Linked DNA regions of Mus musculus: region 2 is linked to region 1. Evidence: chromatin loops called from intact Hi-C (ENCODE). Cell type or tissue: heart. All regions are shown on one strand. Links, peaks and the distances in the headings refer to the core of each region. The heading gives the core; the rest is flanking DNA. Region 1 overlaps Gm40538 (a long non-coding RNA gene). Region 2 overlaps Nrxn3 (neurexin III).

Evidence for each region. Peaks named below come from ENCODE experiments on the same cell type or tissue, not always from the same donor. Only the 100,000 strongest peaks of a DNase experiment are listed, where the experiment ranks them.
Region 2: a loop joins it to region 1, with 29 times the contacts of the local background. A loop is called at or near these places in 7 of 42 quality-filtered maps.

What each region holds. Positions count from the first base shown.
Region 1 is chr12:90,389,527-90,406,232 of GRCm38, forward strand. Gm40538 (a long non-coding RNA gene) reads right to left here. Exons shown (of 4, transcript XR_872905.2): 3 at 10,738-10,869; 4 at 10,164-10,425. Among named protein-coding and RNA genes, the nearest start is that of Gm40538, 11 kb to the right of the region's middle. In heart, for the core only: a CTCF peak has its summit at 9,277 (motif pointing left); no DNase peak of the experiment used is centred there.
Region 2 is chr12:89,546,707-89,563,412 of GRCm38, forward strand. All of the region lies in intron 14 of Nrxn3 (neurexin III), which reads left to right. Among named protein-coding and RNA genes, the nearest start is that of Gm40537, 580 kb to the left of the region's middle. In heart, for the core only: a CTCF peak has its summit at 8,520 (motif pointing right); no DNase peak of the experiment used is centred there.

The DNA of each region.
Region 1 (16,706 bases), core at 4,999-12,998:
AAGAAACAAAACTATGCTAGGTACCTCAAACAGGAAACACGCCCGTGGTAATTCTCAAAGCAAGTTTAGGAATATTGAAGAAGCAAAAAAATGAACACCCTGAAAAATCTCCAAGTTACAGAGGACAGTGACCGGCCCTGTCTGTATAGCCCTAGGTCTGGTAGGATTAAGGAAATAACTAAGAACTCAAAGGGGTTGTAGTACACAGCTGTGAGTAAGAGGTGGTACTCAAGCCAGCAAAATGAAACCAAGGATTAGTCATAGGGAAGGAGGCAGCACCCCATAGACTGATGGGTAGAGAAATACGAAGATGCCTGTACTGGCAAGTGAAAGAGAATGGAGAGATCAGCTGCTGCTTCCAGAGTTTCTTCCTGCTGCTAGGAGAACAATTCTAGGAACAACAAGCAAGCAAGATACTCCTACCACTGCCTCAAGCCTCATGGTTGTAACTCTGTGTCCCCTGATAACACAACTCCACAGGAAGCCAATTGGCAAAGGAGATATAACACCCTCCACAGCCGTGGTGCCACAGAGCATATTAGAAGGTAGACTTGGAGCTTGGAAAAAACAGCTTTAATAACAAGCATAAAAGTGTACATAATTATTTATTAAATGTCACACAGCTAGTAACATGTATCTAGAACTTGCTTATAGGGTCTGTGCACAATACTAACACTGCCTCTATGAGCAGTTGAAGTTTTGAGTTTCTTGGTGACATGGTTTGAATATGCTTGGCCCAAAGAGTGGCACTATTTAGAGGTCTGGTCCTGACGGAGTAGATGTGTCACTGTGGGAATGGGCTTTAAGACCCTCATCCTAGCTGCCTGGAAGTAAGTCTTCTGCTAGCAGCCTTCAGATTGAAGATGTAGAACTCTCAGCTCCACCTTCACCATGCCTGCCTGGATACCGCTATGCTCCAACCTTGATGATAATGGACTGAACCTCTGAACCTATAAGCCAGCCCCAATTAAATGTTGTCCTTACAAGAGTTGTCTTGGTCATAGTGTCTGCTCACAGCAGTAAAACCCTAAGATACTGGCTTGCTAGCCCAGCTTACCAGCTTCTCCTGGACTTTGGCTCTTCTATTGAGTGCAGCTGCTGACCTGTATTTTGATGGAGTCAGTCTCAATTTCTTCTCTCCATCTGGTTGGTGGTGTTGTGAGTGAAACAACCTTTTACATAAGTTGTCTTTACTAATAATGCCCTGTCCTGTTTCTTCTTCTCAAGATGCAGCTTCATTTTTTATGGGAGAATTAACTGCAAAGCATTGGGATTCTCTCACACTGCTATTGACCCATGTGCTCTCATCTCTGTATCCAGGATCTCTTCCTGGATTGTCCAGTTTTTCTGCTGATCAGGAGGGCCGACCTGAGACACTGTGGCTTCTTCTCTAAGGAGCTCTCTAGTCACATGCTTGCAGTGCATACCATCATAGTTAGCATTTGACTTTGTTGCCTCTGAGTTTTCAATACACTGTAACTATTTCCTTTATGTCCAATAGTCCATCAGCTTTGCAATAAGGTGTCTATAAAAGGGTAAAAGCAGAGATAGGGAAGATGGTGGCTCAGTGTGTTCTGTGCCTGCTGCACAAAAAAAGAAGGCCCAAGCTCACTTCCCTAACCTGTAACCCCATTGATGTGTGTTTGTTTGCATGTGTGCATGTGTGTGTTAATGGTTTGAATTGATATGATATGGCCCACCTAGAACCAATGTGTTTGAATGCCTGACTCTTAGGGAGAGGCCCTATTAGGAGGTGTGGCCTTGTTGAAATAGGTCTGGTCAGTTAGGGGAAGTGTGTCACTGTGTTTGTGGGCTTTGAGGTCTTCAGTACTTAAGCTGTGCTCAGAATGGCACAGAGTTCCTCACTGCTACCTGTAGATCAAGATGTAGGACATTCAGTTCCTTCTCTAGCACCATGTCTGCCTACAAAACTTTTTCTTTCCTGCCATGACAATAATGGACTAAACTTCTGAAACTGTAAGTCAGCCCCAGTTAGATGTTTTCCTTTATAAAAATTACATTGGCCATGAGACAGCTCAGGCCACACAGAGAGCTTACAGATAAAGCATGTTGCCCTGGGCTTCATTACTGATACTCATGTGAAAAGCGAGATACTGTAGTGTGCCTGTAACCACAACATGGGCAGGCAGAAAAAGGAGGGTCCTTGTTGTTTTAAGGAGAGTGGGAGGGGTATGTAGAAGGGTTTGGAGGAAGGGAAAGGAAGGGAGACATGAATTAAATTATAACTTCAAAGACAAAATAAAAATTAATATGGTGAAGTGTTCTTCTGGTACTTTGTGTTCGCCACAGACAACCACCCTAGCCTTTGTGTCTCCAGGATCTTGGGACTCTGGCATTCCTTTCATCAAAATGTGGAGTTTAATTTCTACCCCCTGAGTGTAGGTTATTGTGACTGCCCCAATAAAGGAAAGCAGAGATATATGGGAGTCTTAAGGCTAGGACAGAAGAGGTGATAATTTCCATCTGGCTCTTTCCTCCAGGGATATGAAGTTCTGGATATTAACCGGCATATTTTGAAGAATTAAATTTCCTGGCAGAAGTTAGAGTATTCTAAAACACTTTTGCCCCTTCCTTTAACTGTCAGACTATTGAGATTCCATATGTCCCTCTCCCACCAAAATAGGAATTCTAAGCTATTGAGATATCTCAGTAGATAAAGACGCATGTGACACAAGCCTGGTGACCTGTGTGATCTTAGGGTCCATGTAAAGATGGGTTGACAGAACCAACTCCACAAAACCATCCTCTGACCTCCACACACACACATCATGACACGTGCCTCCCCACACAAATCCACAATAATAATAAATATGATTTAAAAAATAGAATTTCTCCCCAGGTTTATGCAGGGATAAAGAAAAGCCTGTGGTCCTTAGTCAAGCCATGGAGGGGTGGGGTTGGGACTTTTTTCTCCTGAAAGATAGTCCACAGTTGCATGTCACATCTTGTAGGAGAGACTAGAGCTAAGACAGTAGTGATAGGTGGCAGGGATCACTCATTGCTGGAGGACTGGAGAGCTACCCCCTATTTCAATCTAACCCTCTTACCAAAGCCTTAAATATGGACTCGGGAGATGGGGAGGCTGGTGGAGCTCTTTCTTCCTCTTCCCGACTTTGTAACATTGAACAAATTTCTTTCTACTTTTGATTATCATGTGCTTCTTTGATTGTTCTATTGAAGGTAGATGATCCAGCAGGGCTTATGGGGTCACAGATCTGCCTGGAACACTCCAGCCACAGAAATCCCACCCATATGGAGAGGTCACTTGTGTGTGATGAGATTGACAGGCCAGGTGAATTCCACCATATTGCCATTGTTTGCTGGAACTGATTGTCAGGCCTGAGGTGGAGCATCCTTCAGATGACTTTTTTCAGGTCCCCAACTTTGGTGTCTTCCCGTCTTTGCACTCTTGCAGCAAATTTTAATTATTTCGTGTTGCCTCAGAACTCATTTTGAATACAGGCTTAAATTAGAATCCCTGTTCAGTTTCTTCGTGCAGTTTTTGATTTCTGTATGCACTGCGGGCTCCTCAGTGCATTCAGTCTTGTATAGGTAATGGTGACTACTGAATGCAACTTACTGAAGGCCTCTGTACCTTCACAAACTGCAGATGGCACAGTCATCAGCTCTCAGCCATAGGGTGACCTCTCAGGGTTTATGTCTGTTTATTACAAATCTTCCAAGACACAATTCTCATGGGAAATCTTTTAGAGAATTTTGGATCCACGTAAGGGCTTTGACTCCCAAGTCCCCTTTCTCACACTCTCCACACCCTGACTGAGCACATAGGTTCTAAAGTAAAAATGTTACTCTCACAACCCTCAGAGAGCTGTAGTAGTATGTGTTGTTCTTATTCCTTTGTTTAATTGTCTCCTCTGTGTTTCATGTTTCAGCCGTACCCTAACCTAATTCCCTTCTGAGCTTTGGGCCTCCTTCAGAGTAATTATCATGGTAAGGTTAAACTGGACACTGATCTGAGAGTCAATACAAATTTCCTATGAGAATGACCTTTGGTGTCGCAGTTGGAATGACAATATTTCCCCATAGATCTGTGTGCTTGAATGTTTTGTTCCCAATTGATAGTGCTGGTTGAGGAGACTTAGGAGGTGTGGCATTATTGAAAGAAGTATGTCCCTGAAGGTGGACATTGTGGGCTCAAAGCCTCATCAATCCTAGTACATATCTCCTCTCTCACATTCCCCTTCCCTCTTCCTTTTCTTCCCCTCCACCTCACCCCACCTCCACCTTTCTCGACGTGCTTTGTGCTTGTGGTTCAAGATATGAGCTCTCATATTGCTGCTCCAGCAGTCTTACCTGCCGCCTGCTGCCATGCAGCCCCTGCCCTTGTGGACTCCAATGCCCTGGAACCATCAGTCCCTATCAATTCTTTCTTCCATAAGCTTCCTTCGTCATGGTGTTTTTATACAGCAACAGAAAACTAATTCATCTTGTCATAAAAACTTGCTTGTAGGGCACAAAATAAAAAAGTCATGACTAAATACCCAGGAGCCCTGTCAAGACAGAACTGGAGTTATAGGCACCCATGTGCAAGCTCAAGACCAAATTAGAATAAAATACACCAGCTCTGTTCACACGCTTGACCCACAGACACTGTAATAAATGGGTGTTTGTACTACTAATTCCCCCTCCCCCTTTAAAAAAGAAAGTAGTGAAATATACATGGCATAAAATTTTCCTCATGACAGTTTCTAAGTCTACAGGACAGTGATAATTAAACACATTTGTAAGGTTGCACAACTGTCCCCAGCACATTTCTGTATTACTTCTTTTCAACTTTCTACCAGTTAGCTTCTATGTTGCTGTGATCACAGTCCATCATCACGGAGGGAAGTTAGGGCAGACATTCAAGCAGCAACAGATGCTGAGACCAGAGAAAGGAGCTACTCATTGCCTTTCTCCCCGTGGCTTACATAACCCAGGAGCACTTGCACAGGAGTAGCACACTTCACAATTGGCCTAGCCCTCACACATCAATCATTAATCAAGAAAATGACACACAGACATGCATGCCCACAGGAAAATATGTTGGAAAAAGTATCTTAAGTTTAGGTTAATTTTTTTTCCATTCTTAGTGTCCTGTTAACAAAATCTAACAAGTACAACTTTGTACAAATAAAACGCTATACCCATTAAACAACAAACCTCCATTCCTCTCAGCCTATTACAGTATTAGTGTCAATCATTTTTACTTCTCTAGGTACCCCAGATAAGGAGAATCATACTTATTCATTTTTGTGAATACTACTAGCATGCTGTACCATTTATCAGAATTAATATTCTTCGTTTTATGTTTAATCATGCACATTGTGTGTACCTGTGTGTGGATATGTGCATGTGAGTGTAGGTGCCGAAGGAAGTTAGAAGACAGGATCATATTCACCAAAGCTGCAGCTACAGGCAGTTGTGAGCTTCCTAACATGAGTTCCCGGAACCAATCTCGGCTCATCTGAAAGATTATCTGTTCTCAACCACTGAGCCATCTTTCCAGCCCGGAACATGTGTTTGTCTTTGGAGCATACGTTTTTTTTTTTTTTTTTTTTTTTTTTTTTGGGGGGGGGGGCGGGTGGATATTTTGTTCTGCTTTGTTTTGTTGTTATTTTGTATGGTTCTGTTTTGTTCTGTCTTTAGATGTCATTTGCTGAAAAGATTTCCCTTCACATATTTTTCAGAAGCCTTTGGATCACAAATATAAACTCATCTCTGCCTTCTCTATCATACAGAAGTTTATATGTTTTCCTATATATTAATTATTATCACACTGTTATGATTATTGTAACTTGCTTTTGATATGAGGAACTATGAGTCCTCCAGCTAGGGTGCTCCTTTCTAGGACTTGATATTCAAGTTCCCTTCTAATTCTGTGTGTGTTTTAGAATAATGTTTTTTATTTATATGTCTACATTTATATAACTACAGAAAATGTAATTGAAATAGTGTGAGAAATTTGTTTCAATTTGTATATCACATTGAATAGTGCCTGCAATTTAAGAAGACTAAGACTTCCAATCTATACACATGGAATGGGTTTCTACTTGTTTACTCTTTTTTTCTAATCAGTGTTCTGTAGTTCTTATTATACATATTCTTCACAGCTCTAGTTCAGTCCAGTCTCAAGGATTTAGTTTTCTTGATGTAATTGTAAATGGGATTGATTTTGTAATTTCCTTTTCAAATATTTCATTCACAGTGTATAGAAGCCCAACTAACTTTTGCATGGTGACTTTCTGAATCCTGTTGCTTCACAAAAATCATTTAATAGTTCTAATCGAATTTTTACTGTATGTGAAATCTTTTTTATACTCAACACATAAGATTAATTCAACTGTGAACCATTTGATAACAGTACTTTAATCACAATGCAGATGCCTTAGTTCTGTTTATTTCTTAATTGTTCTGTCTAAAAATCTTTAGCACAATATTATACATAAATGAACAAAGCAGGAATTTTTGCCTTCTTCCTCATCTCAGGGATAATTTAGGTTTTCAACATTGACTGAGATATTTACTGTAGATTGTTAATATGTGACTTCTAATATGTAGGGATAGCTTCTTGAGTATTTTTAACATTTTTAAGAGGGTCTTGGATGTTGCCAAATGCATCTTCTGTATTAGATCACTGCTTGTTTTCTAATGATTTGCTTAATGCAAATTATTTGCTTTGTTATATTGATTAATCTGCATATGCCAAACCATCCTTGCATTTCATCAATTGATTTCATCTTGTTAAAATATGTACTTTTTACAATATCCTGCAGAATCTTGTTTGCTTATATTTTATTGAGGATTTTTTGTATTGAAATTTAGGAACTACTAGTTCATAGTCTTCCTTTCCTGCAGTGTCTTAGCTTTGATACCAGGCTAATTCCCACCTCAGAGAACAAGTTGAGTGTTTCTTTCCTAAGATAAGACAGGTTTGCAAAGCATATTAGTTATTTAAATAATGAGTAAAATTTATTAATGAAGCCAACACAACTGGGACTTTTTTTTTCATTTGAAGACTTATTTAGATCAAGTGCCTTTACCATTTACAGATCCATTCAAACTTGTTAATTTCTTAATGACGTCCTACTGCAGGTTTTTTGTTTTTAAAACTTGTTCATTTCATCTAGGTAATCCAACTTGTCATATGATTGTTTAGAGACTTTTGTAATGCATTTGGTTTTAGTAAAATCAGTAGTGCCACTTTTTTTTTTTTAATTTATGGCTTTAGCAATTTGAGTTTTTTTCTCTTTTACCTTTGCTCTACCCAACTCCACTTATTGATTTGGATGGTCTATAAAAGAATGAACTTTTGTTTCATATCGTTTCTCTATAGTTTTGTTTTCCTCCTGTTTGATTTACCTCCTCTTTATTCATGTTTTCTCACCATTTCCCAGCTTTGGGTTTAGGGTTACTTTCTGTGATACAAACTGTTAAGCTAAATTATTGGCTTGTGTGTTCGTTCCGTTCATTCCTCGTTGCCGCTGTAAGACTTGTACTGCAAGTTGCACTACAGTACGACACTTACACATCCTGTAAGTTTTGAAATGTGTGTTTTCACTTTTAGTCATTTGTGTGTATTTTGTAATTTTCCTCCTAAGTTTTTCTTTAATAAGTTAAGGCTGTGTTTAAATTCTGTAGGTCAGTGGGAGAGTGAGTTGCTATCTTGGAAAAGGCCCTATATTATATCCATAATGAATAGGATATTCAGAATGTCTAAATGTGCTAGAAATGTTCATTTTCACTTCAGATCTAAAAGATTTTGTCTACTTATTTTGTTAGCATATGATGAAAGATAGAAACATTGATAGTTGCATAGCTTAAGATTTTTATTAATCCCTTAAGACTTTCACATAATGTATTTTGATCATAATCACACCCTCCTCCCTGTAACTCTTTCCGGACCCATGCCCATCTTCTACCATACAACTTCACGCTTTGTTTATTTTGAGACGCCAAAGCTTTTAAATTCAGACTCCATTTTAGGGAACCTGAACTAAGTTTGAACTCAGGTAGACTAACAGGCTAGTATATACAATAGTTTCCAAGCTGTCCCCCAACAAAACCTGAGCCTAGCTCCAGTCTCTAGGCTAATCCCTAATAAGACCAGTGTCTCCTGGTTATTCCCCCAACAAACCTGCACCCCAGGTTATAAACCCACCCCTTGCCTAATGACCACCAATGTAGAGGGGAGCAGAAATTAAGTTTATGATATGACTCCCAGCAGCAGCCAATTATGTGAAAGGTAAAAGTAGCTTTCCAATTAGATGCTTGTACACTTATTCCCTGCTTGTGGATTACTAAAAAGCCTCGCCCCAAAGGACACTCCGGTCTCCCCCATCACCAAAACCATCCTGGGTGATAGTGGTGCATTATGGGGAGGCCTGAGCTAGCTCAAATAGAATAAAGACCCTGCTGTGAGTTGCATCAGATTGGCTCCTGGTCTTGGGGATCACTAACATTTCCCTGGCACAACAGATTTTTGTTTGTTTGTTTCTTTGTTTCTGTTTTTTTTTTTTTTTCTTTTCCTAGTAACCCATTGAAGTCAACTGGTACTTTCCATATACTCCTGGGCATAGAACCAACACTAAACTTTATAGTCGCATATATGGTCCTTATTTGCCTCCTATCATGCTTTTGCCTTAGATATATTTTGTACATTAATACAGCCACTGCTTGGTTTGTGTCTTCTACGTACCTTATTCATCCTTTTACTTCCATCTTCTTTGCATCTTTGAGTATAAACTGATTCACTAGCAGACAGCACATGGTTGTATTTTGTCCTTTATAATTCTTGCTGCTACTCTTTTTTTTTTTTAACAAACAGATTAATGCATTTCCTTTTGTCAATTTTCTATATTCTTTTTTACATATGCTATTGTCTTTGCACATTATGGGACAATATTTACTGTCATAGCTAAACATGCTGTCATTTGAAGTTTTTGAAGCCATAGTTAATCTTTTGGTTAACTTTCCTTGTTTATTCCCCTTTTCAGAACCTTGAAGACATCAGCTCATTCATCGCAAACTTCTGATGAAGAGCATTGAACCATTGCAGAGACTCTGGCTCCTATGTCTTTCTAAGTTCACTTCTCACAAGCTAACTTCAAGATCCTCTCTTTTGCTTCTCCAAGTTTGATTAAAAGGTACCGTTGTGCAAGTCTCTCTGCGTTCATTTTAGCTTGACTGTAATTTGGATATGAATGTTTGTGAAATGACCATATCTTTAAAGGCTTGCTCCCCCTGGTGGTGCTATTAGGAGGTGCTGAAGATGCTAAGAGGTAGATTAAGAAAACTTCCATCACTGAAGAACTACCCTTAAAGGGGATTGTAGCCCCGTCTCTTCTTTGTTTCCTGGCTAGTGGTGTAAGTGGTGCTCTAAATACGATGTACTTCTGAGAAATTATAAGCTCAAAGCAGTTAGATCACCAAGTGTGAACTAGTGCCTCTTATAATTGTGTAACAAAAATGAACCTTCTCTCTTAATATATCTATAGCCTCAGGCATTTTCTTATAGTGATGAAAAACAAAATATTACAGATTTCATTAAATGCTGTGATTTTTCATCAAATTTGAGAGGCTGTTAGCCATTATTTATGCAAACATTTTCTGTTTTTTCTCCCTCCCTTCTCGGATTTCCAATATATGTGTGTGTTGATACTTTCAATGTTTCCCAGAGACCCATACACTGCGCTCATTTTTTCAGTTATTTTTATGTTCTTCATACTCACTATGCTTCACTGAGCTGTATCTAAATTCTGAGTCTTCTTTATGCCCGCTAGCATCTGCCTATGAGTACTGAAGTGTACTTCTTCAGCTCTAGATTATAATTTTTCCTTTTTTAAAAATTATTACTTTATTAGTATAGCCTGAATGTACATATATCATTTTAAAATTTTTTCCATATCTTCTCTTAGTTCTTTTAAAACTTCTAAGATATTCCTTCACAGTTTTTGCCTAATATGTGTTCTATCAGGTCTTCTTCAGAGAAAGTTCTTTTTTTTTTTTCCTTTTTAAATAAGCCTCTCACACTGGCTATTTCTTTTTATCTTTTGTTTCCATTATTGTAGAAAACTGAACATTTAAAGCAAGCACTGTATCAATGCTACAAATCATATTCTTCCCAAAGTATTGATGTTTCTGGGAGTTTATTGCTTCTCTTGGACACTTTGTCAATCTGAGGTGTAAACATAGTTCCATGTCCTATGTCTGTACTTTATCTAGGCATATGCAATTACATCCCATATGCCAATAACTCTTTAATATCGTGACACAAGGTCATCAGAGAGAAAGGAGTCTCAGTTGAAGAAATGTTTCCATGAGATCCAGCATTTTCTCAGTGATCAGTGGAAAATGACCCAGCCAATTGTGAGTGGTGCCATGCCCAAGCTGGTGTTCTGAGTCCTATTAAAAAAAAAAAAAAACAGATTGAGCAAACCATGGGAAATAAACCAATAAGCAGCATTCTTTTATGGCCTCTACATCAGCTCCTGGCTCTAGGTTCCAGCCCTGGTTGAGTTCCTGTCCTTACTTTCTCCAGTGCTGGATTATAATCTGGAAGTATAAACCAAATAACCTCTTTCCTGCCCAACTTGCTTTTCGGTAATGTAGCTTCATCACAGTAATGGACACCATCGCTAAGACAGGAGGAACAGACTCCAGCCTTAGGAGAGGAACTTGTAACAATGAGAAGAAATACAAAACAATTGTGCTCACCATCTGGAACTCCCTGCTCAGAAGCGGTAATAACCCCAGCATTCACAGTTAAGAGGCATTTTTCTGGCCACCTTAGCTCCAACAAACTGTTCACCAGTTCTTTGAGGAACACATAACAGCTGCATGAAGAAGCTAAGAAATGGGAAATGAGTTAGCAATCACTGTGTCAAGAACAGAAATGAACCAATATCAACCCCAGTGAGCTCTCATTGTCCTCTAGAAATTATGAAACTTCGATAGATTTTTAGAGATTCAAAATAATCTTGACAGAGCCTATCAGTATTGCTGCTGTCTAGCTGATTGAATTAGTTATTATCCTACTGCTGTGGTAAAATACCCTGCCAGAAACAACTGAAAGAAAGCCTCATTTATGGCCCATCTACCTCAAGGAAGGCCTACTGGCAAGAGTTTGAGGAAGTCGGCTCCATTGCTTCTACAGTCAAGAAGTAGATGCCTGTGCTCAGCGCTGTCTCCTTTTGATTACCTAGTGATTATATCCCAAAGAATGACAACACTCTCATTAAGGGTGAATCCTTTCACTTCAGTAAACCTAATTTAGATTACCCCTCACAAATGAGCTCATAGATTCATTTCCATGGAGATTCTATGTCTCATCAAGTTGACAATCAAAATTAATCATCTCAGTGGTAAACTGACTCATGATTCGGCCTGCTTTTCCACTTTTGCAGAATTGACAATCTCTTATAGTACAAAATTGTGGCAAAAACTTTGATGCTGTAGTAAAAAAATACATAACTTACCACTTCTGTGAACAAAATGAAAACCTTACCTTGCATTATTGGAATACTAAAATATTGGAGGTTATGCAGTTAAAAGATTGCCTATAAAAACGCATAACTAACAGAATGTATTACTTACTAAATGGGAAAGATAGTATCAGAGCAAGGTCAATGATCCGGATAGGGGACCTTTCTCCATTCTCTGGCATTTTGTCTAGTTTACACGGGAATGGTTTATAATTGCAATAGATCTTCCCCATGTTTAATTGAACACTGTTCTTGTGTTTAAAGGCATTTTTCTCCCAGCATCCTGTATAATGACTTGTCAACCTTGACCTTACTGCCACACACTAAACATTTTTGCTGAGAGTCATTTTTTTTTTCTTCTTTAGCACCTGTGTTTTCTTGCTTTTCAATTTAGGAGATTTGATGAGAATTAATAATTTATTCATTTGGAAGGAATTGATAAGTTTATTATTTAGCAAGTGTATCTGAGAATGCCTCAGGCTCATCTATCAACACAATCCTTTCCTTCGGCTCATGAATAAAAATGTAGCCAGGGTCTTCCCCAAGTAACTGACTAGGTCAATACTTTAAAGAGAAATCTTACTGGTTAAGGCCTGGTTTGGCTGTTAGTTTTAATGAGTAAGACTCTTTTTGTTCTGAAAACTCCCTACAGGAAACACGGGGGATGTTTTCTCCATGTGTCCACATGGAGTTGTTTGTGACATTTCGATCATCCTATATTCCCTGGCTGCCTCCACATCTGTACCTGTAGTGAGATTTAGTACACTAAAAGATTTACGCAGCAGCTAATTCTAATGCAATTGCTATGTTCTTTCACTTATACTCCTGTCTTGCCATTTATGGATGAAAGAATGAAATTTTTACAGAGGATTAACTTAATGTTCTAGAAGAACCTTCTCTATCTGCTTGTTCCTTTGCTACTGGATATGTGAAGAAGGGGGGGAAAGGCCCTGGAGAGTTTAGGCCTATTTCTTTGCTTTGATCACATCCAAAGCAGTAGAAAGAAATTTCTGCTTCAGGTTTCTTTGGTGAAAAAGAGTTTTACTTTGTTTTTCTTTATTCCTTGTTCATTTGAAACAGAGCGATACTCTGTAGCTTGGGCTGGCCTTGAACTCACAACAATCCTCTTGCCTCAGCCTCTTAGGTGGGAAATGTTCTTCTCATCAACAATTCTTTATTTTCTTTCCTGAGACTTAGGTAATGAGCCATGGCTACTCTTTTTGAAGCTGAATGTGCTAGAAGGCTGACAGGGTCAAATAACACTTGATTGTTTGCTAGGTAAAGTAGTTCAGTGCTGCTTTTAAGCATTGCCACAAAAATAATTGTCCAAAATGCTGGATATGCACAATGTAGTATTGATGATTCCCTTAGGGCTTCTTGTGTATATGTTCATGCATATACGTATTTCTGCATATGCCTGTGTGTAAAGGTATAGATACACATATATGTAGAATATATGCCTATATATACGTATATATGCCTATATATACGTATATATAGGCAATGTGTAGAAGACAGACAATGACTTCATGTTTCTTGGGATGCTGTCTCCCTTGACTTTGAGAATAGTCTCTAAATGGTCCTGAGCTTAGTGATGTGAATAATTTGACTGGTCACCAAGCCATCCATCTGTATCTCTCAGGTTCTAAGATCACAAGCAAATGCTACCACAACTTGCTTTTTTACCTAAATTTTGGACATGAGTTTAGAGATCAAACTCATGGACTCAGGCTTGCATGGCAAGCACTTGCTGGCTAAGGAACTTTCCCAGCTCTTCCTGAAAGCTTGACAATCAAGAAGCTGCTTCCTCTATAGTCAGTATATATGTGTATGTTTATAAAAGTTAACAAATATAACAGAAACTTGTTTTGAGCGGAATTTCATAAAAGCAGACAAAGGAGAGGGCACTAGGGTTATCATAAATCCACTATCTAATTTTCCCAGAGACATCTCTTTCTGATTGTTGTAGAGGTGTGAATGAAAGGTGAGACAGCCTACCAAAGAACATAAATCTACCTCTGCGGTTACCTGAAGATAGATCATTTCAGGATTACCATCTCAACCCATCTTTGTGTACAGTCACCAGTCTTTCTCCTCAGTAGTAACACCATAACTCAGTGCTTCTCAGCCATTCAAGATTCCTCTGTTGAAGATTTGGTGTTTAGCTCTGTACCTCATTATTTAATTGGGTTGTTGGTGTCTAACTCCTTGACATCTTTTTAAATTTTGGAGATCATCCATCTGTTAGATGTAGGGTTGATGAAGATCCTTTCCCAATCTGTAGGCTGCCATTTTGCCCTATTGAGAGGGTTGTTTACCTTGCAGAAGCTTTGCAATTTCATGAGGTCCTAGTTATCAATTATTGATCTTAGAGCATGAGCCATTGGCGTTCTATTCAGGAAATTTCTCCTGTACTAATGCATTCAAGGATATTTCCCATGTTCTATTCTATGAGACTTACTGTATCTGGTTTGATGTTGAGGTCCTTAATCCACTTAGACTTGAATCTTGTGCAGGGTGATAAGTATGGATCTATTTTTATTCTTCTACATGTAGATATTCAGTTATTCCAGTACCATTTGTTGAAGATATTTTCATTTTTTCCATTGTATAGTTTGGCTTCTTTATCAAAAAATCAAGTGCCATAGGTGTGTGGGTTTATTTCTGTGTCTTTGATTTGATTCCTTTGATCAATATGTCTATTTTTGTACCAATACCATGCACTTTTTATCACCATTGCTCTATAGTACAGCCTGAGGTCATGGGTGGTGATTTCTCCTATTTATTGTTATTGTTTATTTTTCAGGATTATTTTGGCTATTCTAGGCTTTTTTGTTTTTCCATAAGAAGTTGAGATTTGCTCTTTCAATTTCTATAAAACATTGTGTTGAAATTTTGATGGGGACTGCATAGAATCTCTGGATTGCTTTTGGTAAGATGGCCATTTTTACACTGTTAACCCTATCTATCCATGAGCATGGGAGCTCTTTCCATCTTCTGATATTTTCTTCAATTTCTTTCTTCAGGAACTTCAAGTTTTTGTCACACAGATCTTTTACTTGCTTGGTTAGAATTATATCAAGATATTTTATATAATCTGTGGCTATTGTAAAAGGTATTGTTTCCCTAACCTTTTTCTCAGTCAGTTTATCATATGTATAAAAGAGGACTATTTATTTCTCTGAGTTAATTTTGTATCCTGCTACTTTGGTGAAGTGTAGTGTTTATCACCTGTAGGAATTCTGTGGTATAATATTTTTGGGTAGCTCATGTATATTATGATATCTGCAAATAGAAATACTTTGGGGTCTTCCTTTCCACTTTGTATCCCCTTGGTCTCCTTTGGTTCTCCTATTGCTTTGGATAGAACTTCAAGTACTATATTGAATAGACAGGGAGAGAGTAGGCAGCCTTGTCTTGTCCCTGATTTTAGTGGAAACACTTTAAGTTTTTCTCCATTTGGTTTGATGTTGGCTACTGATTTGTTGTATATTGCTTTGATTATGTTTAGCTATGTGCCCTGTATGCCTGATTTCTCTAATACCTTTAATATCAAGGGATGTTGGATTTTATCAAAGGCTTTTTCAGCATTTAACAAGATAATCATGTAATTTTTTTCTTTCAGTTTGTTTATATGGTGGATTATGTTGATGGATTTTCATATATTGAACCATCTCTGCATCACTGGGATGAAGCTTGTTTGATCTTGATGGATGATGTGTTGATGTGTTCCTGGATTGGGTTTGGAAGTATTTTATTGAACATTTTTGTATCAATGTTCATAAAAGAAATCGGTCTGAAGTTCTCTTTCTTTGTTGACTCTTTGTGTGGTTTAGGTATCTAGATATGGTTTAGGCCACAGGTGACTGTGGCCTCATAGAATGAGTTTGGCAGTATTCCCTTTGTTTCTATTTTGTGGAACAGTTTAAGGAGTATTGGAATTAGCTCTTCTTTGAATGTCTGGTAGAATTCTGCACTAAAACCATCTGATCCTGTGTGGGTTTTCCTTGGGAAATATTTTAACGACTGTTTCTATTTCTTTAGGGGTTATGAGCCTGTTAAATAGTTTATCTGATCTTGCTTTAACTTTGGTAAATAGTATCAGTCTAGAAAATCATCCATTTCCTTATGATTTTCCAGTTTTATGGAGTACAGGTTTTTGAAGTAAGACTTAATTATCTGAATTTCCTCAGTGTCAGTTGTTATGTCTCCCTTTTCATTTTTTATTTTGTTTATTTAGATATTGTTTTTCTGTCTCTAGGATAACTTTGCTAAGGGTTTGTCTATCTTGTTGATTTTTTCATAGAAACAGCTCAGGGTTTTGTGGATTCTTTGTATTGTTTTATTGGTTTCTGATTGTTTTCAGCCCCAATTTTGATTATTTTCTGCCTTGTACATCTCTTTCATATGCTTGCTTCTTTTTACTTTTTTTTCTTTTTCTAGAGATTTAAGGTGCACTTTTAAATTGCTGATAAGAGAACTTTCTAATTTCTTTACGTAGGCACTTAGTAGATCTTTCTTCTTAACATTGCTTTCATTGTGTCCCATAAATTTGGATATCTTATGCCTCCTTTTTCATTGAGTTCTAGAAAGTCTTTAATTTATTTATTTCTTCCCTGACCCAGAGATCACTGAGAAGAGAGTTGTTCAGTGTCCATGAATGTGTAGGTTTTTAGGTGTTTCTGTTGTTGTTGAAGTCCAGCTTTAATCTATGGTGGTCTGATAAGATATAAAGCATTATTTCTATTTTCTTGGATCTGTTGAGGCTGGTTTTATGACCAATTATATAGTTAATTTTTGAGAAGGACCCATGAGGCGCTGTGAAGAAAGTATATTCTTTTGTGTTTGAGTGAAATATTCTATAGATATCTGTTAGGTCTGTTTGATTCATAAACTCTGTTAGGTCCATGTTTTTCTATATTTAGTTTCTGTCTTGGGGACCTGACTATTGGTTAGAGTGGGATGTTGAAGTCTCCCACTATTCATGCATGGGTTCCATGAACAAATTAAGCTTTAGCAATGTTTCTTTTACAAATGTGGGTGCCCTTGTGTTTGGGGCATTCATGTTCAGAATTGAAATATTATCTTGGTATGTTTTTCCTTTGATTATTATGAAGTGTGCTCCCCTGTCTCTTCTGATTAATTTTGGTTTAAAATCCATTTTATTAGTTATTAAAATGGCTACTCCAGCTTGCTCCTTGG
Region 2 (16,706 bases), core at 5,314-13,313, 840 kb before region 1:
GGTCCTTGCTTAGACTACAGAATTACAGCTGGTTAGTCAGTTTTTGGCTCTTGTCACTTGTAAAACTGAGGGGGCAAAAATCATAATCCTTGCTGACTATGCTATTGGCAGATCTTAATACATATTTATTTCTACAGATATTAACTTGTTAATAAGACCACACTCTTTAAGTCATGAACTTTGTCACCAACCTTGACTTCTACAGTGAATTATTGAAGATGATAATTTTAGAGTCAACTCTTTCCAGACCTGAAAAGGCCCAGCAGGGCAAGACCATGTTTAATGTTCATCCATTTAGCCTTGAACATGAGTCCAGGAAGTGAAATGCCCATAGCTATATCTGTTAATCTCTATTTACAGTAAAATTTTTCATAGAAAGGGAAAAATACAGAAAAACAGAACTATGGGGTTTCTGACTTATTATCTCTATGTCTTAATGTGCTAATTGCTACCTGCCATGAGAAGATGCTTGCATATTGACCTCCAGTGGGGTGTGATTGAACAGAAAGCCTTGTCTCAGGAACACTGTTGATACCTCTTGTCTTATCCAGGAGCTCTCCATAATGGGCTCAGCTGGGAACACTGGAGATTAGACCAAAACTTTAATCATGGTGATTTTGATAATCAGTTCCAATGAATAGAATGCTGCTATCTCTGTGGAGCCTAGGAAATTGATAGTATCTGAGGAAGGGAAATATGATTTTGATTGCTCAATATGCTAGAGAGAGATTGAAGGAGAAATTTCAGCCATCTTAAGAACTGGCAATTCTAAGAATAACAGTATAATATAATGTTGATGTCTAGTTTGTCTTGAGAACTTGAGAATTTAAGTCGAATATGCAGATGATGAAATTTAAATTCATTATAGAGTGTCTTCATATGGGATTGTTTTTTCTTTATATGGTAAACTTATTAATTGGATGAAAATGGCTTTTTTTTGAGCCTTTGTAGAATAGATTCATAGTATTTATTATGGTGACAAATATTTGATGCCATACAATGCTGCAAATAACTAAGGGATCAGCCTCATGTGGAATCTCTGTTAGTTTATGAAATAAATTTATTTTCTTAGTGTGAATGGAGCCCTGCATAGATTCAACAACCCATTGTGCTACAAATATCGCACCTCTAGGCAGTCTTCAGTGGAGGATTTTTTTTTTAACCTTTACTTTTGGTCTTAGAACTTGATTCTATAACCAATTCATCAGTAATATTTGTTCTTCAGAATTGCCTATCTTTGATGATGTGTTTTCTAAGCTTCTATATCAGTATCTACTGATCTTCAGGATTTAAATTACATTGTAGACTTTACTCAGTGGAATACTAACCTTATCTAGCATGTGCAAGGTGATGGATTTTATTTCCAGCAACAGTCCACCACACACACACACACACACACACATACACACTCACACACACTACACATGTATGCATGCATATGTATACACACATGCATGAACACACACAAATACACACCCAAATACACTTTCTTTCTCTGAAAAATAAATAAATACATTAAAAGATACTCTCAATGATCTACACATTTTTCCTTCCCCAACCCTTCCACCCTTTGCATTGTCCTGATCGATTTCATCTTTTGTGTTATATATATTCCTTATTTTCTGACAACCTAATTCTTCTAACACTGGAGCCCTAGCAAAGAGACTTTCACTTGTTACCATGTCGTAAGTTCTCTTCTCTGTTCACTTTAGGCACTACACCACAACCTTCTATTCCTGTTATTTTGAAGATTTTTTTTTAATAAGTCTCCACATGCTGTTTAGAGTTCCTAGTCAGTAATAGGAAAGACACTCAATAATATTCTATAATCTTTGTTTTAAGAACGCTCATCTCTTACCCAAAGTCAAGTCAACCTCCCCTCATTGATTTGTAACCCTTTGCTTCATGGCTGAATGTCAGGAATTTGCCACTTTGTCCCACTGCAAATCCATATTCTTTTAATGTCTTGAATGTGTTTCCTTTTGTACCTACTCTAGCCTTTCCTCTAAATTCTGTCCTAGTTTTCTCCTGTTCCACAGTCATCTTGTTCTCTATTCTTTGCTTTGCTTATCATTTCTCCAGCAGGTGTCCTCTAATGTGAGCCTTTTTTCATATCTCCTACTGTCAAAATGTAGCTTCACATTCAAATACCATATATCCCCACAGCGCAGTAATTAAGATTCTTTAGGACTTCTTTCTAACATAGTGTTTCATTGTAAATCTTCTAGCACATTTTAACACCTGGAGAAAACATAACTTTGCCAAACCTTCTTTGGCTGTTGGACCCATGCTCTTCATTTGTTCACCTGTGAATGCTCAGTGGGCCTTGAACTAATGGGTATTAGTGTAGTTTTTACATGTTTGTTCAGAAATGGATTGTTTCTCTAATTTGGATCAGGACTATTTGATTATTTCAATTACAAATTGCTTTAGTATAGTGCCAGTCACCAAAAGTTTGGCTTCCTTGCTCACTTGTTTCAATGACCTAGCTCTCTATGAGGTACCTGTCACAAATGCCCATCCAGTATTTTGTGTACATTGAATTCTATAGGGTCAGTAAAATTGCTTGTTTGCCCTTGTATTGCTGATACTTTATATAAAATCTGGCAGAGTGTGAATGTTAATGCAGTTCTCATAAATATATGCAATGTATCTGAAGCTTGATGGTGAAGATTACACTTGTTACCATGACCTAGCAATGGCAGACAAAATGTTTGAAATTATCAACTTGAAAATAGCAAATGGTCATTTTACCTCACAGTTTCAGAGGGTTTGGACCATGCTCAATTGGCTATGAAGCTTTGACAGTATAATGCACAGTACAGAACATTTGGTATAGACAGTTCTCAACATGTGAGTCATGACCCATTTTGGTTTGACATATCAGACACCCTGCATATCACATATTTACATCATGATTCATAATAGTAGCAAAATTAGTTATGGGGTGGCAATAAAATATTTTTATGTTTGGGGGGGTCACCACATAAACAACTATATTAAAGGGTTGTAGCATTAGGAAATTTGAAAACAACTGATATAAAAGATCTTTCACTTTATGGTAGCCAGGAAACATAAAAAAAAAGAAAGAGAAGGATCCCAGTGTCTTCTCCAACATCACAGCCCCCATGATCTAATGTCCTTCCATGAATTTCCACCATTCACCACTTCTCAATGGAGTGTCAGGCAGAGCACCAAATGTCAATGTTTAGAACTTCAGGGAACATCTAAGACCTGAACTGTAATAATGATAATAATGAGATATTAGTTTGGAAGCAAATAGGGGATTGATGTAAATGCTATAATGAGCCAGGCTAGGCACAGTCATTAATTTGTTATGATTATTCATTATTTATACTAGTTACATATATATATATATATAATATATATATATATATTATATATATATATGTGTGTGTGTGTGTGTGTGTGTGTGTGTGTGTGTGTGTGTGTAACTACCTCATTTATCTTACATTTTACATAGAAGTGCATTGTAAGAAGAATACTACATTTCCTAGGATTAGCTAATCAATAACAAAGGTCAACTTTGTCCGGATAGTGTTATATATAATTATGCCTTTCTATCTCCCACTCTCCTTTATGACAGAAGGGAAGGGCCAGAGGAACAGGCTTCTCTTATGTAAGGAGGGGCATGTTAAAGGGATACCTGAGTACTAGAAGAAAAAGGGGATTGGAGGGAAGCCTACAGCAAAATCACAATGCTATATACTAAAGTTTGTGATAAAATTTTAATTCTTGTACTTAATTGTTCATGTTCTTTTCTAAGCAAATACTTTTTTCCTCTAAAAAATGACTTTATATTTAATTATTTCCTCTATCTTTCAAAAATCAAATATATCTCAAATTAGTCCACATAACCAGGGTAATGTGGGCTATATGGTAACCATATGTACCATTTTTATAGACATGAAGTTCAATGTATGCATTTCTTATTTTATCTTTATGTCTGATCTGCTCTGCCCAAGTTCAGTGGGCTATATGGTAACCATATGTACCATTTTTATGGACATGAGGTCCAATGTATGCATTTCTTATTTTATCTTTATGTCTGATGTGCTCTGCCCAAGCTCAGTGTTATGTGGAACAAACAATGTGAACAGGGAAGGATGGTGGGAAACACCAGGGACTTCTTGGAGAACTGAACATTTAATTGTAGTCAAGCAAGGAGGAATCACAGCGGTGGTACCCTATTAAGTGAGATCCACAAGACTCTGGAGGCAAAAGGTTTCAGATGAAAAGAATTGCCCTACTTTTTTTTTCTATGTTGCCGTGATAATATTCCACTGCAAAAACAACTTAAGGAAGAAAAGATTGATTTGGTTCACAATTTCAGTTTACAGTCTATCATCCTTGGGAAACTGGGGCAGCAGTTGATCATATTACATCAGCAATCAAGAACATAGACCAATGAATTGATGTATACATTCTGGTGGTTGACTCCCTTTCTTTATTTTTTATAAAACCACAGGATTCCCTTTATAAGGAATGGAGCTACCCACAGTGGCCATGCCTTCTATCTTCACTAAAATAATCAGGATAGTTTCCCAGAGATATGCCTACAGGAAATCTAGCCCAGACAATCCATCAATTAGACTCTTTTGGCCGGTGATTCTAGATTGTATCAAGTTGACAAAATTAACCATCACAAGTACTAAGGGATGATTTTGCACAAGGGTATGAGTTGATCAAGACCTGGCTTAGAAGAATTGCTGGCAGTGTGTGAGCGGCAGCTGAACATAGAATAAGCTGTGTGGAGAGTAAACATCACTCATCTGCTCAGGGCAAAGAGCCAAAGCCTGGCTCAGTTTGTGAAAGAGTGGATTGAATGAAAGTTTCAAAGAACATTGAGTGAAGCCAGGAAAAGCAATAGGAGGAGCCTACAGGCTAAAGGGCATTTTGACACTAGGATTTTGACACTGTAAGCTTTAGGTCTAGTCTCAAGTTAAAAAAAATATCAAGCCACCCAAAGGCTGATAGTAAAGTCTAATAATCAAAGGATTGGTAGGATGGCTAAAATGTAATAAATATATTCCATTTATAAACTTGAAGATCTGATTATTGTTCCTTTTTTATTTTATATATGCTTGGATTTATAATTAATAGATCTTATACGTTAAAGAAATCTACATATAGGCACTAAACACCTTTTTGTGTTACTCGGACAGCTCATAAATTCCAGCTACGTGTTGGACTTAGAGGTATCAGATAATGTTTGCTGTATGATTTCTAGTAAAATGAATTGTGAATTCTCTGATTGAAATATAATTTTAATATCCTTTACTGTGTATGGCTGAGAAAAGTTCATTCCAAGTTCATTTTTTTCTCCCTGATGTGAACTAAGTTCTGCTACTGTTGCCCGGCTCTAGGCAATTATCATGAAGAAATTCCAGGGAGCCCAGAGGACCTTTCCTTCAAATACCTGTTCACCTAGAGTGCTTGAGGCATTCAATACTATTAGTTCCTGCATCCCTTTGAAATATGTACATTATTTCATCTTTATGGGAACACAGTTTTGACCCTTGGAGTGTATAGATAATCTCCCCTGCAGTATAAGAAAATTTTGACCTTAAGCAAATATTATAGAATTCTGGACCCCCAAATTTTATGTAGCAAAGGCTTGAGGGATGTGTACTCTCATTTTAGGTTTCTCGCTTTCTACTCCTTCTTCCCTTTAACTGCAATTTCCAGTTGGCTGTAAGAATTCTCAAGACATCAGTACTACATTTTCTTGCACCGTATTCTCATAATTTTGTGAGAGCTTGTGCACACTGAAACGCAAAGCTCCGGTTCCTTACTATACCTTTTGCTCACAGTTGACCTGGGTCATCTTTGCTGTCAGTTGCTTGTATTGGGCTTAAGCTTTCAGGTGGAATGATGCTAATACAGGTCAGTTCTGTTCCATCCAGGGGATTATGTCCCATCAGGCAGCCTTGGCATTCCCCTTTGTTAAAGAACAACAGAAGGCAAGATAAAGTGTTTGATGATTGGATTAAGGGGGATGAACTTATAAATTGTGGTCATCTACCCCCTCACCCCCCGAGAAGGTAGGCATAAGGTAAAGTATGATTTGCTTCTGTGTTAATCCTATGATTTTCTGGTCCCATGGCTTAGAAAGTTGAGGATTTGTCAAGTGGCTAAAGAAGGACAACCCAAGGTTACATAGATTCGATGAGTTTGTTTAGAAGTTCAGAAAATAAACCCTACCACTTTTAGATATCTGCATAAGGAAGTATGTTTCAATATTTTGGGGTCTCAAGAAAAAAACTATTTCTCTTTAAGAAATTAAAAAATATTCCTATGAATTAATCTATTATACTCTGTCACCCAAATTAAAATAGCCATACTATTTTTTTTTAAAAATCATGACTTAATTTTAAGATAATGAGGAAGTTCAAGTATACAGAAATTAAAGAAAATCGTCTTTGCCATGGTAGTAAGTGTAAATGTTTTGTTTTATTTAATCAATTTTGCAATTTATAACATGGAAATTATATGCAACTATAAACAAATGAATATTTGAGAACCAGCTTCCATCTCCAGCCCCTCCCCATTTTTGTTTTCTTTAATGAAATCCACATTGTAAGTTAAAGTCTTTCCATTGGTGCTGGTGGTTCAGGGTGAGTGGGATGCTTATCATGGGGACTTGCTACTTACACGCATGATTAAATTCAGTTGTCAGGTTTGGACAGGAGAGATCCCCTCCTCTTCCCCAGGAAGTCTGTAGAGAAGGGCTGGGATGGAGAGGATATTCATTTTCCAGTTTATAGAAGAAGGGTCCATCCATCATGATCAAAGAAGAATATTTCATGCCGTCCACCTCTGGTGAGGGCTGCAATAAATATTCTATCCTCTCCCCAACTTTGTTTCCTGCTCTGATTAAAATTCACCTTATAAACAGATAGGATGGCTTGAGATTATGAAATCAAAACACACAAGAATTATTCAGTCTCTGTTGCTCATTTTCTCCTCTGTGAATAATTTCTGCTGACAGGTGACCAGTGAGGCCATCTGTCTCTTTATTACACAAGCCTGTGGTGGGTCCCGTCTCCTCTGCCCTGGAGTTAAATGAAGGTTTCTTTGACAAGAGAATAATATAGGCCAGCAAATGTAATGCGATTTTAGGACATTCATGATTTCTTTTTAGGAATATGAACACAAATATTTTCTTCCTATGATTGAAATGTAAGTATTTCTTAAAGATTCAGGTAGATACATATCATTAAAATAACCCAACCATTCTCAGTATTAGGAAGTCTAGAAAAACTACTAATGTTTCAGAATTTGTAGTGTCATTTTCTTTGAGTATTTCATTTATTTTGATCCATTCAAATGATTCATTGGGGGGGGGATGTCTATGTCATAATAGATTGCTTTATTGTTCAACATAGCCTCTAAATTTGATTAGGAAAATGAAATCTACGAAGTACCTCAGCTATAGATTTTGGAAAAAAATGATTTGAATGTAATGTTCACTTCTCTTTCTGTGTTAGTTCAGAGGGAAAGGATTTTGATTGTTTGTTTGTTTGTTTGTTTGTTTTAAAAGACAACTGTAAAACTAACAAACTATTCACCCACCTATTCATCACCATTTTGGTCATATCTGCACTTCACACATGTTATCCCTAGAGGAGATTATCCAGTGCCAATTGGAGGGGAACTCATCCCTAGACTGATAATGTTCTTCCGGTTATTTGTTGAAGTTTGCCAAATGACTAAAGACTTACGGAGTCCAGACAGGGAAGCCACTTTTCCCTTAGTGGAAATCTATTTTTATGATTCCTGTTCTACCATATGAATATAATCAGATAGAAATTAGAATGTACTAGCTAAGAAATGAAATAAAACTTATAAGAAACACTTTGGGAAACTTTTCTAAGACTTCAGACCACGGCAGACTAATCTATTTCCTCTTGATTCTGTTTATAGTCTTTCATTTGATTACCATTACCTCAACAGAGAGAACTGAGATGTAATCTTTGGGATAGCCGTCTCAAAAGTTACAGAGCTAGGAGACAGGGAACGGAGGTGGCAATCCAGCTTTACCTATGAGAAATGAGTTCCTTTCTCTATGATATCACCTTGTTGTATGCAAAGATACAAGGTAGGATTACAACCACATTCCCACAGAGGAATGCAATAGAATCCAGCCATAGTCTAGATGGCCAGACACTGGTCACCTAAATGCCTAGTGCTATAAGAGGATACTTGGCAAACAGGAGTATAGACAGATGGTGCCCAACCCACACATCTCTATTTATGTAGAGGCCCCCAGTGTTTGTGTTAGCAGGTTTGGATGTTAATAAAAGAAATTGTTTGTTCTTTCTTTTTATGCCTGCAATTCATTTTTAGTGTAGATTTAAAAAGAAGAATTTGTAAGATCACTAGATACCAAGAGACGTGTGAGCAAAGCCAAAAGTGTATTAGGTTTAAAAGGGAAAGCCTGTGCATACATTATAAACAAACAAACAAATAAACAAATAAATGTTTGCCATTTGTCCACTAGAGGGTACTGTGAGTCCATTGGTCAATTTAATGGATAGGATCTTTTTTTTTCTTTTTCTGCTTTTTTTTAAATTCCTCCTTTTCCCCATGTTGGTCAAGGGAAAATGGAGGGAATCAGGACTAAGAGGAGTAAACAGTGGATATTCTCAATGTGAGTTTTTTCTCAGTCATGACCCTTCTTTATAAGCAAGAAAATTAAACACATTTGGAGAGTTTCAACATGCTCTTGTCAGTGTCCTTGTTATAAACCATACTCATGTATTTTGATAAAGAGCATTGATACTCGGAATCAGGTAAGTTCCTGTTATGAGCAGATATTTCAACAGGAAGCACTGACAAAAATGCCTTTCCTCCTACAGACAGTGTGTGGGAAATAGATGGCATGAATGAGAAATGACTAAAATACCATCCAACTGAGTCTGTCATTTGAGGTTCCCAATGAAGGACGATCGCTTTTGAGATTGCTCTAGGACACATGCACAGCTCAACAAGTGCTTTCCTTTTCTTAAAGTCTGTTATCAACGAAAACAGAAAAGGCAAGGCATGACCCTGTAATTTCCTTGAATTTGTCCAAAGCACGAAGTTTCTGTCTGAATATTACTATGTACTAAACAAGATTCTGGGCAGTGGAAAGATGGAGATGAAAGATAAACTCCATCCCCCAAGAATTCTAAATCCAGGGGTATAACTCGCCAGTGGTTTGAGAGACATTATAAATAGAAATTAGAGGTAGATAAGAAGCTATTTAAATACTCAGCTATAGGATCTATTGTAGCCCCCCAATGTTTGGCATCCGAGAGCAGGGGCAGTAGGCAAGTAGATACACATCTAATATTGTACTCATCATGACCACTTGACCTCTTGCAACATTCAGTTCTCACTCTTAGCCTAGGGCTGCAGACCAAGAGATGTTAGCAACCTGGATGTCTGCTGGCTTCCACGTCTCTGTATTCCTTCTCTGGCACCTTAGAACCATTTGCCAGCTCTCCACTCTTTTGCCATATCTATAAAAGATACCAGCTCTACCTCCACTTTCCTTGCTGTTGACATGATGGCTCTCTCCCTTGATGCTGCTTCTTCAGTTACCAGTGGCTCTAGCTAGTGTGGCATGGATCACCTGCTTCTCTTAGGATGACATTCCACTGGGTGTGGCTGGGATTATTCAGGCACAAGCTTTTCCTACTGTAGGTGTCAGGATCCTAGGTACATTGAATTCCTGCACAAGATCACTAGGTGGTTTCTGGCAGCTTACATGGAAGTGGCACCACAGTGGTTACCAGTGATGGGTCTGGGGCTCTAAGGTAGCTTCCCCTCTATCTTTCAGACAAACACACCAAGGCCTCTGCCCCATTTATTTAGCACTGAAATGATGATTGCTAGTTCTTTGCCCTCAGGTCTAGAGCTGGGCAGCTGGATGCTGTTCTCAAACAAGGCTGTTCAAAGAATCCAGCACCAGGTACAGGAAACACAATGAGAGTCACTGGGACTTAATTCAATGTAGCTGGACCCCATTAGTATTTGTGTTTGTAGATGTGTCTATGCCTGGAAGCCATGAACATATGCTGGGCTGTTTGGAAACCCACCACTGAGAAACTGAAGCTGTATGGACGCTGGTGATACCAGGTAGTATGGATTCTCAGCTGACAAGCCACTAGGTAATGCACACAAGACACATGCCACACCAGGGGCCCAGAGGGAATCAAGCTGTTGACTATAATGGTGTTCATTCCACTCTCAAGGTACAGATGCTACACACAGCCCCACCCAGAAGATCCAGTTTGATTTTGAGCCTGAAGGATCAGTCTGCTGCCTTAGAGTAGGGTCCATTGCCTCATGAGCTGGGCATTCAAGCTGCTGTTGCCTTCCCAGCACTCCCTACTCTTCTCTACTACATCCTTCTTCATATTTCCAGCTTAACCTGCAATGCTTTGGTCCTCACACTGTAGCATCGGGGGAAGCAGCGAAGCAAGAGTGGCTCCCAGCTGATTCCCAGAGTGAGCCTACATAGCTTGAAATGTGGGTGTCTGGATCAGTCATGGGTATTTGGACACTCATAGTCTTGCATCGAGTGTCGTTCACAGTCATTAAGTCTTATGTTTTGGGCCAGTCGTGAGCTTCCTCCCCACCCCCTGCCCAGGGGAAGTATACCACCTCTTGCCAAGGTAGATGTAGTGCATCTATGGCTTATTATTGTAAAACATATGGTGTAAATTGCTTCAAGCACTTTTTGTGATATGCCTGCAGAAGCCAGGGCAATTAATTTTTTTTTTAATGTGGCTATCTGAAGACATTTGTGACCATGGGGGCTAGCATCAGGGTGGTGCAGCTGCCTGTGTGACTGACTGTGGTTTTGCTCAAGGAGACTCACACAGCAAGAACATCTAGAACTGCTCCATCTCTGGTGGGTTTTTTTTTTTGTGTGTGTGTGTGTGTGTTTTTTTTTTTTTGTTTGTTTGTTTTTTGCTTTTTGAAACAAGAAAATGGCAGAGAGAGAACTTAAAATATAAATAACTTAACATTACCACTACAGGTGACTTTTAACAGATTCCAGTAGTCTTAACACTGCTTTAAAAGTGTCCAATGCCTAGGGTGTGATGGGTTCCCCAGTCTGTCTTGATGGGAACAATTAAGAGATGACATTGTACAAGACAGTGTGCATGGCTGGTAGAAGGCAGTGAGAGTCAGGAAGACATTGAAGGGGCAGTAAATCAGAGTGGGGTAGCTAAGACAGTCTAGAAGAACAACTAGACTGCACAAGGAAGAAGAGATACAGGTATAACTAATGTGAGCATAGGTGTTTGGAGAATTGAGTGGTCTGGGCCATGATGATGTTCACATGGGATGGAGCTAGAAATTTGGGAAGTAGCTAGGGTCTAGAATTAGGGAGATTGAGTACAAGTTTAATATGAGCTGTTTTCTAAAATACATAGTTGAGACCTTAAAGAAAAAGCTCATACACTAGCTATATAACCCTATGCATCCATCACCATGTTCTAAAAGGTGTAATAGTGCCATAGAAAGCATCTAGACTTCAGGCTTCTGTGGCTTGTGTCACAGTTTCCTAGACTTCAGGGTGATTTTAGAGCTTGACTTTCCTTCTGAAACTTTCCAGCCTATTAAAAAATTGATTTTGCAAGAGCCAGCAAGCTCCTTGACTTAATTATTTAAGGGTTGCTTGGTATTTTCACTATTTCTTCCAGATTATGAACAGAGGGGCCTTGTAAAGGCTCTGACCAGGCTCATTTAACCTCTGCTAAGCAAGTTTCTTCGTGTGCGTGTGTGTGCTTGTGCGTGTGTGTGTGTGTGTGTGTGTGTGTGTGTGTATGTGTGTGTGAGAGAGAGAATATTTGTATGTGTGTATGTGTGTCTGTGTGTGTGTGAGTATGTGTGTGTCTGTGTGAGTGTGTCTGTGTGTGTATGTGTGAGTATGTGTGTGTATCTGTGTGAGTGTGTGTATGTGTGTATGTGTGTGTGTGAGTATGTGTGTATCTCTGTGTGTGTGTGTGTGTTAGGGAGGAATGATTTGCAGTAAGAACTCTGCTAATGGAGTTTGCAGGTTTACAGGTATAAAATTCACTGAGTAAGACTCAGAGTCAAATGTCCTCCAAGTCAGAAAGGGTTCCTGTACTCTTGGAAAGTCCATTAGTACTTGTAAATTCCCAAGTTCAAATGCTATTTTGTAGGCAGTTAAAAATAATCTGCATTATATGATTGTATTATAATGGCTTACACAAGTAACCTAAGATTGTAACCATTGGTTAGTTCACTGTTTTCCTTGGTGTCTGTGTGTGGTTTCCTGTGCTTGTTACAGAGACAGGGTTTAAAGCTAACCCTTTATGTTCTTTGCTTCATTCTCTGTGTATCAAAGCTACTTTCACAATGTTGGTATTCAGTACCCACTAAGAGCAATAGCCACTTCCCTTTCTGTGGGTAGCACTGTCCTGCAGGGGATCATTAACTTTTCCTGAAGAAGCTTTGTCTCTGAGATGCTGCCTGCCTTCCTGTTCCTATTCACATTAGACACTTCCAACTGCCTTGTTGATTAGAAAATGCTAAATCATAACTTCCATTAAATGAAGTTTCCCCGTACCTTAATTATTTAGTAGTTAGAGAATTTACCCAATTTTACTGACCAATTCTATTTGACTATTGTCTTGGGTAGTCTGTAAGTGATCCTAGTGGATGATCTATGTAGTTCTAAGAGAAATGCTGCTTTCTAGTCATAAAGGCTGAAAAGATGGCTTAGGGTTTAAGACACTTTCCAGCAAGCCTAAAGACTTGAGTTCAATCTTTGATACTTGAAACTAGCTCTTACAAGTTTCTCTCTGACCTCACATGTATGACATGTCACCTGTAAATAATACATGCACACATGATAATGCATAAGATGTAATAAAACTGATGTAATAATTCATAACTATTGCATTTACTGATAACAATGGAAAATATCAAGTGTATGTATTAAGTTGTTCATCAAGCAGTTATAAAGTCCCTACTGTGTTAATATGTTTAGGACTAGAGGCATCATGGGAAGCAATTTTTTTTTTTTTTTTTTTTGCTCTCCTGTGGTTTATAACAGTTAAAATGCTTTTGGTTCATTGAATCACGAATTTCTCCACAGAGTCTGGAGCGAGGATGCTCGGAGTCAGATGGAGGATGCTCCAAGCTCTCAGTCTCTGGAGTGAGCTGCGAAGTGGCTATATCCACATGCAAAGGGCTCTTGGGTCTCTTGACCATCTGTGGAGTCCTCTTCTCCACACCATTTCTCTTCCCAGCTTTAAGGAACACTGCTTTGGGGGCTGGAGAGATGGCTCAGCGGTTTAAGAGCACTGACTGCTCTTCTGAAGGTCCTGAGTTCATATCCCAGAAACAACATGGTGGTTCACAACCATCTGTGATGAGATCTGATGATTTTTTTTTTTTTAAAGAAAGAAACACTGCTTTTCTGCCTGTTGCTCTGACTCGGGTCTAGATAACAAAGGTTGTTCTCAGTCGTGCAGTTTCAGCTGGATGAGCATCATCGCTGAATTCTTCTGAAGATCACAGTTCATGGAAGGGCTTCATTAGCTCCCAGCCAGGCTTGCTCAGAAAGTCAGTCTTGATTCTTCCTTGTATGATTGCTATCAGGTTCTTTCCCAATCCCAGGCTACTTCTGTCTTAAGGTCTTTAAGGAATTGTGAGTTCAAAGCAAAGGAAGCAAAGTCCCAAGAGAAATTTCCCTCCTTTCCTTTCAAAGGTCTACTCATTGAGTTTTTAATATCTAGACCAAAGGCTTGATGGCATTTGGAATTTTGACATAGGTTGTGCTATATAATCCTAGGAGTGTTACAGGCTGTGTCACGCGGACTTCAGAGCATATTTTTACACAGCAAGTGAGCACTGATGGATGGACGGGAATCAAGCACATCCTCGGTGTTCTCTGCGTGCAGTACAAGTACTGTGTTGTGTCTACATTTTCTGGCTTGCTACTACATGCAGTTGCTCTCTCCTCAATATCATTGGTCTTCTGCTCTGTCCTCTTCAGGGAAGCTTTCAAGAGATCCCCCTGTGTTCAGGGCTGGGTCTGAAGAGTGGCGCTCTTGGCAGTTAGTGACTTTCTAGATCAAATGTCTCACCGTAATTTACTTACACATGTCCCTGGTACCCTTTCTTTCCTGTGAAGCTGTCACAATCCCAGATATCTTGGTGGCATGTGGCAGGATGTGAACATAAGCAACTTTGTGTTCTGGGAAGAAATCTTTGTATTAATACCCACAAGGGAGTTGTGAGATCACAATGATACACTATGCGCCTAGCACACCTCTATTTTGGTTTAGGAGCCTCCATTCCTATGAAGGCTGCCTACAACCTTGGATTCTTTGCATGCTCACAACAACCACCATTGTACAAGGGTTTTAGATTTAAGAAACCATGTAAAACAGACAGCTAGGTTCTCTCTCTCTCTCTCTCTTTTTCCTTTTTCCTTTCATTCATTCTTTTTGTTGCTTTTTCTTTGTTTTGTTTTGTTTTTTGTTTGTTTTGTAGCTTTGCCTTTTCTTTCTTCATTTGGAGCTGGGGACCAAACCTGGAACCTTGTGCTCCCTAGGCAACTGCTTTCCCTATGAGCTCAATCCCTATTCCCCCAGCTTAATTTTTAAAATGTATTATTATTTATATCACATATGGGTCAAGTATGTATTACTTATATGTATGTTGCATTGCTGTTGTGTATGTGTAGGTTGTATACATGAGTGCATGTAGGAACACTTTTGTGAATTTGTGGTAGCCCAAGGTCAACACTGGGTGACTTTGCCAATTCACTTTCTATCTTTAATTTTTTAGTATCTCACTCAAGCTAAAGTTCATTGGTTTGGCTAAGTAGAATGGTTAATGTGATTCTTGGACACAGTTGTCCTTTTTCTTCCAGGCTAGAGTTATACTTACCACAGTTCCTGTTTCTTTTTTAAAAAGATTTATTTATTTAGGCATATATGAATACACTGTAGCTATGTTCAGACAACTCCAGATGTGGGCATCATATCTCATTATGAATGGCTATGAGACACCATATGGTTGCTGGGAATTGAACTCAGGACTTCTGGAATAGCAGCCACTACTTTTAACCATTGAGCCATCTCTCCAGGCCCCAATACCTGGCTTTTTAATATGGGCATTGGGGATCTGAAGTCAAGTCCTTATGATTGTGTGGAAAGCCCTTTACAGTCATCTCCTAGCCTCAGCTTAAATTTTTACATACATACATACATACATACATACATACATACATACAACCAACCAAAAGTTTGTCTAGCTCCCTCATATCAAGTATGTGCTAGCTGCAGGGACTGCACAATGAAAATGCTAGACCTTATATTAGCTGTTAAGAGTCTATAACAGTGTGCCGAACACAGGCATTAAATAAATAGCTACAAGAGTGATGAATGTTGTGAAAGGAGAGGTTCAAGGTGCTCTCTGTTCCTTCAGCTAAAGGATTTGACCTCATCTAGGGGATTTGGACTTGCTGAACTCTGTTAAGGCATACCTGAATGACCTTGGGCAAACAATTTAACCTTTCTATAATTAGGAACAGGTTTTCTTTCTCTCTGATCCCTCCCACTGCAGCTAAGGCCTTCTGTGAACAGAAACGACAATGGGCAATGCTGTTCACAGCAATAAGCCTGGATATAAACAGCGAAGGCATGGGGGAGATGACAGCGCAGGCTTAAAAGCCAATTTGGACTAGAGAACTAGGGAAAAGTTCATGGGCAGATAATAGCTGTAGAAAACATGCCAGCTGTCTCCTTTCTTGTAATCAACCTAGCTTTTAGAACAATGGCCTTCAGGTGTTTCTGGAGTGAGTGGAGTGTCTGTTGGAAATATAGAGAAGAACTAACGGTTCTGCCTCAGATGGATAGATCTCTCCACTCCGTATTTTATTTCTTCCTTCTTGGAATCTTGTTCCATTGCCCAAGTTAATCTTGACATCGTGACACAAATATTTCATGTCCCAACATATGTGAGATTCCTGATTTGTATCAGCATATGATGTTCTCATTCACATTCTGGAAGAGTGACCCTAGCCCTTACACTTTTTTTTTTTTTGTAAATAGGTGCATAAAATGAGTACAAAAAGCAAACATGTACTAATAATAAATTATAAAGAAATTTATTCATTTGATACACATGTAATTTGTCACTTATTAAAAAGAAAAACAAATTAACACACTAATGAGATTCTTATGCTTGTCTGTTTTAATATCAATAATTAAGTCTTGACTGAAACTTTAATTGTGAAGATGTAGTCTCTTAAACTTTTTTTCAGAGTTGATTGATAGTTTGATTTTATTATCATCAATGATGAGAATGCCACCTTGCCTAAATACATAGCATAACATGGCAGAAGTCTATTTAAGACAATTTTAGAAATTATTAGAAATTATTTCCTAATCCCCAAGTTAAAATTAATTTAATATTATGTAACTTGAGTCAGAAACTCAAACAGAAATATTTAAATACCAATCATTATAACACAACCCAAAGATATTTCAATTTGTCACTTACATCGCAAAGAATGTTGCTATGAACATAATTAGTATTTCTCCCTGCCTGTACTTATACCATAGTTTCTGAAAAAAGCAGAAAACTTCACATGTGTAGTAAAAGCATTGTAGTTCATAACACGCAATAGTTTTGCATCTCGGTCA